Linked DNA regions of Homo sapiens: region 1 is linked to region 2. A link is an interaction called in ENCODE POLR2A ChIA-PET data of the cell type or tissue named here. Cell type or tissue: PC-9. All regions are shown on one strand. Region 1 overlaps PRKAA2 (protein kinase AMP-activated catalytic subunit alpha 2). Region 2 overlaps PLPP3 (phospholipid phosphatase 3).

Evidence for each region. ChIA-PET counts read pairs that join two places held together with the same protein. Peaks named below come from ENCODE experiments on the same cell type or tissue, not always from the same donor. Only the 100,000 strongest peaks of a DNase experiment are listed, where the experiment ranks them.
Region 1: POLR2A ChIA-PET joins it to region 2 with 6 read pairs; 2 of 35 experiments call an interaction of 5 or more read pairs at or near these places.

What each region holds. Positions count from the first base shown.
Region 1 is chr1:56,687,493-56,689,992 of GRCh38, reverse strand. The region is part of intron 2 of PRKAA2 (protein kinase AMP-activated catalytic subunit alpha 2); the gene reads right to left. Among named protein-coding and RNA genes, the nearest start is that of PRKAA2, 43 kb to the right of the region's middle. In PC-9, no CTCF peak of the experiment used is centred here; a DNase peak (open chromatin) is centred at 1,362; H3K4me3 peaks cover 386 bases; H3K27ac peaks cover 2,284 bases.
Region 2 is chr1:56,537,935-56,540,434 of GRCh38, reverse strand. All of the region lies in intron 1 of PLPP3 (phospholipid phosphatase 3), which reads left to right. It also overlaps the pseudogene RPL21P23. Among named protein-coding and RNA genes, the nearest start is that of PLPP3, 40 kb to the left of the region's middle. In PC-9, no CTCF peak of the experiment used is centred here; no DNase peak of the experiment used is centred here.

The DNA.
Region 1 (2,500 bases), 150 kb before region 2:
TTTCACCGCGTTACTTTTGTAAATGTTAAACAATTCCCATCATGAAAAATTAAGAGTGTGTGTGTGTGTGTGTGTGTGTGTGTGTGTGTGTGTGTCTGTGTGTCTGTGTTTCTAGGCATCCAAAGCTGGGCACATTAAAAACTAAGAAAAAAAATTAGCTTTATTTGATAAAATAAATTTTTTTCCCAAAAACTACAACTTACACCCCTATACACAATTTTACCAAACCAAGTTTTGGAGACGTTAAAATTAGTTACTTTTTTTCTTTTGTTTGAGACAGAGTCTTGCTCTGCCACTCAGGCTGGAGTGCAGCGGCCATGCTCTCGGCTCACTGCGCACCCCACCTCCTGGGTTCAAGAAATTCTCCTGCCTCAACCTCCCGAGTAGCTGGGACTACAGGCATGCACCACCATGCCCGGCTAATTTTTGTATTTTTAGTAGAGAGGGGGGTTTCACCATGTTGGCCAGGCTGGTCTCGAACTCCTGACCTCAAGTGATCTGCCCGCCTTGGCCTCCCAAAATGCTGGGATTACAGGCATGAGCCACCAAGCCTGGCCAGAAGAAATATTTTGAATGGCAATCATTAGTCTTTGGGAAGAAACATGGCAAGGTATTCTAATTTATATAAAATAAACGAATATGACTGAAGAAGAATTGAGACTATTTCAAATGAACTTTGGAAAGGTAATTATACTGAGAACTCTAGAAGAAATAGTTTTATAAAAGCTATCTTTACAAGCACCAAAGTGATCACGTAAACTGAATACTGTAGGGCAGGTGCATCTGCTGTAGCACCTCACTGTAGGTTGGTCTGATTTAGTAACAATTTTCAATCACTTTTGTGCTCTGTACATCCTAGATGGGGCACAAAAGAAAAGAAGTGATGACATTCTAATAAATAAATTTAGCTGCCATTTCTGAGTATATCACAGGTCTTCAACAGATATTCTTGGAATTAATTATTTCATGAAACCTCTAAATCCTTAGCAGCCACTGTCTTACACTAAAGGCCAGTCTAGAGCAATGAAAATCATAACGTTACTAAGCACTTACTGTCTGCCAGGCACTAAGCTATTAAATGGTGACACAACATTTATTGAGTACCTACTTGTATTGTACTCGGTGAGATCAAAAGTTGGTGCCTCTACTCGTGGAGCTTACAGTTTAGCCAGAAAGACAGACATTAAATAAAGATTCTCTTCAAACACAAATATGATCTCCAGTAGCCTCTCAATTTAGAATCTTCAAAGGTTTCCCATTGCTCTTAGGTCCTGAATAAATCAGGCCCTTGCCATCTCTGTTGTTTGGTCTCACCTTTGAGTCACAACACTGAGTCATACTACATTTTTCAGTGTTAGTCATGCTGTACCTCCTCCTGCTACAGCTCCTTTGTATAAGCTGTTTTCACTGACCTGAATCCTATACTATGACCTGAGTGAGCCCTAATCATCCTTTAGATCTCAGCTTAAAAGTCACTTCCTAAGTCCAGGTGAGGTGCCTTTTTGCACTCACAGATGCGTTTTCCTGAGCTTCAGACCACGCATCTCAGTTTGTAATTATATGTTTTTATTATTACAATAATTTGATTAATGAATATGTATTTAGTAAAGTGCCTATAACAAAGTAGGTATTTAAGTAAATGTATAAATTAGCACTTTTAAATAACGTGAGTGCTTAGAGCCAAAACCAGAGTAATCTGAAACTGAAAAATCATAGCAAAATTACAGCAAAACTTCAACCAATAAAATTTCCCTTTGTCCCCCACCCCTAACCACAATGGGGTAGGGACAAAGGGAAACAAATTTCAGAAGGAAGACGTCTTAAAAAGACAGTTTTACATTAAGGATTTAGTGGAAAAGGCAAATTCCAGGATTACATTCTAAGCCTGGCCTGAGTAAGTCAAATCTCTTGTGCTGTCTAAAATACAAGTATATTGAAGCATTACAAGAAATTCAATCATGAATCACTCATACTTCTCAGTATTATTTTCCTAGTACAGCAGAGAAATAAACTAATGTAGTTTAAAAATTTTTCAGAAACAGCATTTCTAATTGGTAAAAATAAATTAATAATCCAGAAAAATCCTAAGCATTTTCCAGTTGACCAAGTTATACGCATTTTTAGGAAATAGCCACATAAAATAGTATATGAAAATCAAAAAAAATAGAAATCTTTCCAAAGTTAGCCAAAAATCAACATTCATGAGTACACCTTTTTGGTGGTAAAATCTATTGAGATTTTAGAATATTATTTATGTAGCTACATACACATAAGATTTTTCTTTAGTTAGAACTCAGTTACATAGAAATGTAGCAATCATGCTTGGTTGATGACACTTGTCTTCAGTAGTCCATGAATGACCTTTTATTTAATTACTATTTTTAATAATGTAATACCTACAAACCCATCACTCAGACAAAAAGGCCAAGACCTTGACAACAGCTTCCAACTAATTAATATAGGGATCCGCCTTCCCCATCCCATTGCTTCTCACCCAATG
Region 2 (2,500 bases):
TTAACATTCATTGAGTGTCCACAGTGTGTCCCGGACTCTATGCTGGCATTACTCAGTGCTATTGCCTTGACTTTCTTCTCAACTGATTTTGATGATATGTGTCTTCCCCTGCTGGATTGTAAGCTTCTTGAGGGCAGGGTCTGGGTCATCTTTGTGTTCCTTGTAACTTAATATATATAGTTAAGCCTCAATAAATATTTGTTGAATGAATGCTTTAATTTTTATATAATCCCAACCACCCTAAAGTTAGATTTCATTCTTCCCATTAAACAGATGAGAAAGGGAGTTTTGGAGATGTGAAATAACTTACTCAAGTAGTAGGGAGCAGAGTCAAGATCATTAACCCAGTTCTGTCTAACTCCAAAACTCTTTTATATGTGTTTTATTGTCCATAGAAACATATGTTTTACAGGCCTATCATGTGAGCACTATTAAAAATAGAAGCTGGAGGTCTGAGAGTGGAGTGCAAATGTAAGGAACTTGGGGTCTGTTCCCTTCCTGAGTTTATTAGCAACACTTTGGCTCCTAGGCACCAGAGCAACTGCAGCTCAACTTTTAAATCTCAATATGTGGAACTTTAAAAGCAGACTATTAATAATATCATACTGCTGGCTTCTCAGCTACTTTTCATAGCCAACTTGGTTGCATTTCAAAATGTTTAGGCAGTGGCATGAAGATGGTTCGGGACCATATGATTTCTCTCCCAGGCTCCTAACCCCTAAAGATCATTTCTAAGCCAGAACGTTTATCCACTGCCTTTCCCTGCCCCCCTCTCCTCCATTGCAGAGACAAAGTTTTAAAACCTAATGGCTATTGCCTGTCATGGCCCCTCTGTGTTTACTTTGAGAAGGTCAGGCACAATACTGTGGTGTGTTGCTGTTCTTTCTTTTCAAAGCACCAGTATGAATTTGATAAAGTAAATTGTTGTTCTAGCAGGAAGCAGTTAGGGGTCACAAAATAAATAGCCATAGAATTCAAATAAATCCAAAGAATAAAACCAAATAAATCCATGTGTGTATGCACAGTGATACATAAATACACTTTTTAGAAAGTGAGCATTTTTATCACTGCTGGTCTGGACCAAAGTAATTGAAAAATTGTGGAGTTCATGGTACTTTTTTTTAGAGGTGGTCTGGGACTTCAAGCAACATGATGTGAATTTAATTCTTTTTGAAAAACATGAAAAATGGGATTTTATCTTTTAAACAACTGTTTATCTTGGGATTTTTCAGCTAATGAAATTCACATTTGAATGAAATCAATTTGCAAAGTTAAATTAGGGATTTAAGCATTTGGAGGTGGACTAAGAGACCCTGAATGAGCTCAGTATTCTCTCTGAGTCTCTGTTCCCTCCACTTGAAGATGGGTGGTAGTGCTTAAATAATACTTCAATGCAAAAATGGATATAAAGAACCCAACACATTGTGAGTGTGCATTCAATAGTGGCTGTATTATCCACTGTGTTTTTTTTTTTTGCAGCCCAGAAGTCTTGTATTTATTTTATTTTATTTTTTTAACATCTACTATGCCATGAGTTCATACGTTCCAGCAGCAGGCTCCTTCCCCTTGGTTCTCACAAAGTTGCACTTCTCTTGGTAGAGCAGGCTGGCACTTCAGTTGAACTCTTTGGCTTTCTTTTTCTGATCATTTTCCTTCATGTTTTTTAGGAAGTTATCTCAGCTCTTGGAGTGCTTAATGTGCTCAATATGCACATTAATTCTCTTGGCAAGAATCTTCCCCTTAACTTTTTTGTTTACAACAGTACCAACGGCATGCTGGGGAACACTGCAGACTCTTCCAGTTTAGCCATGGTAACACTTGTGGGGCATTCTTTTTAGAGCAGTACCCATTCCCTTAGATGTCTACAGCATCACCTTTCTCATAGATTCTCATATACGTGGCCAAATAAACAACTCCATGTTTTCTAACAGGCCTAGAGAACATCTATCGGGTGCCTCTCCTCTTTCCCTTTGTGTTTGTCATTTTGGTGAATTACTGGAAGATGGCAGTTCCAGCTGAAAGGCCACTGTGTTTTTGGTGGTCTTCCCTAGTTCCAAGATTTGTAAAAGAACTGGTCCTTTTACTTTGCGAAGTGTCATTGGAGCTTGGTATTGCAGTTGGGTAGTTGGGGAGGAAGAGGTATTTTGGTCTAAGAGAATAGCATGAATCCACAGTCTCTGTGTACTGGTTTCTTGGAGGCTTACTGAAGAGGAGCAGCAGAGCATGAAGCTGGAGAGATGTCCAGGTCATGGGAACTCCTAAAGTCATACTTAGGGACTTTATTTCACCCTGTGTCATGGGGAGCCATTGAAGAGGCTTTAGCAAGGCTTTGACATGCTCATGGTCCAAGCCCTTCAGGAAGCAAACTGGTGGCTATCTGTAGAAGGGAATGGGGGCCATGAGCCTGATTAGGAGGCTCTTGTAGCATCCAGACAAGAGTTATCATGGGCCTTTGCTTTTTAAGTCAAGGTTGTGAGGGACTTTTCTTGGCAGGTGATGG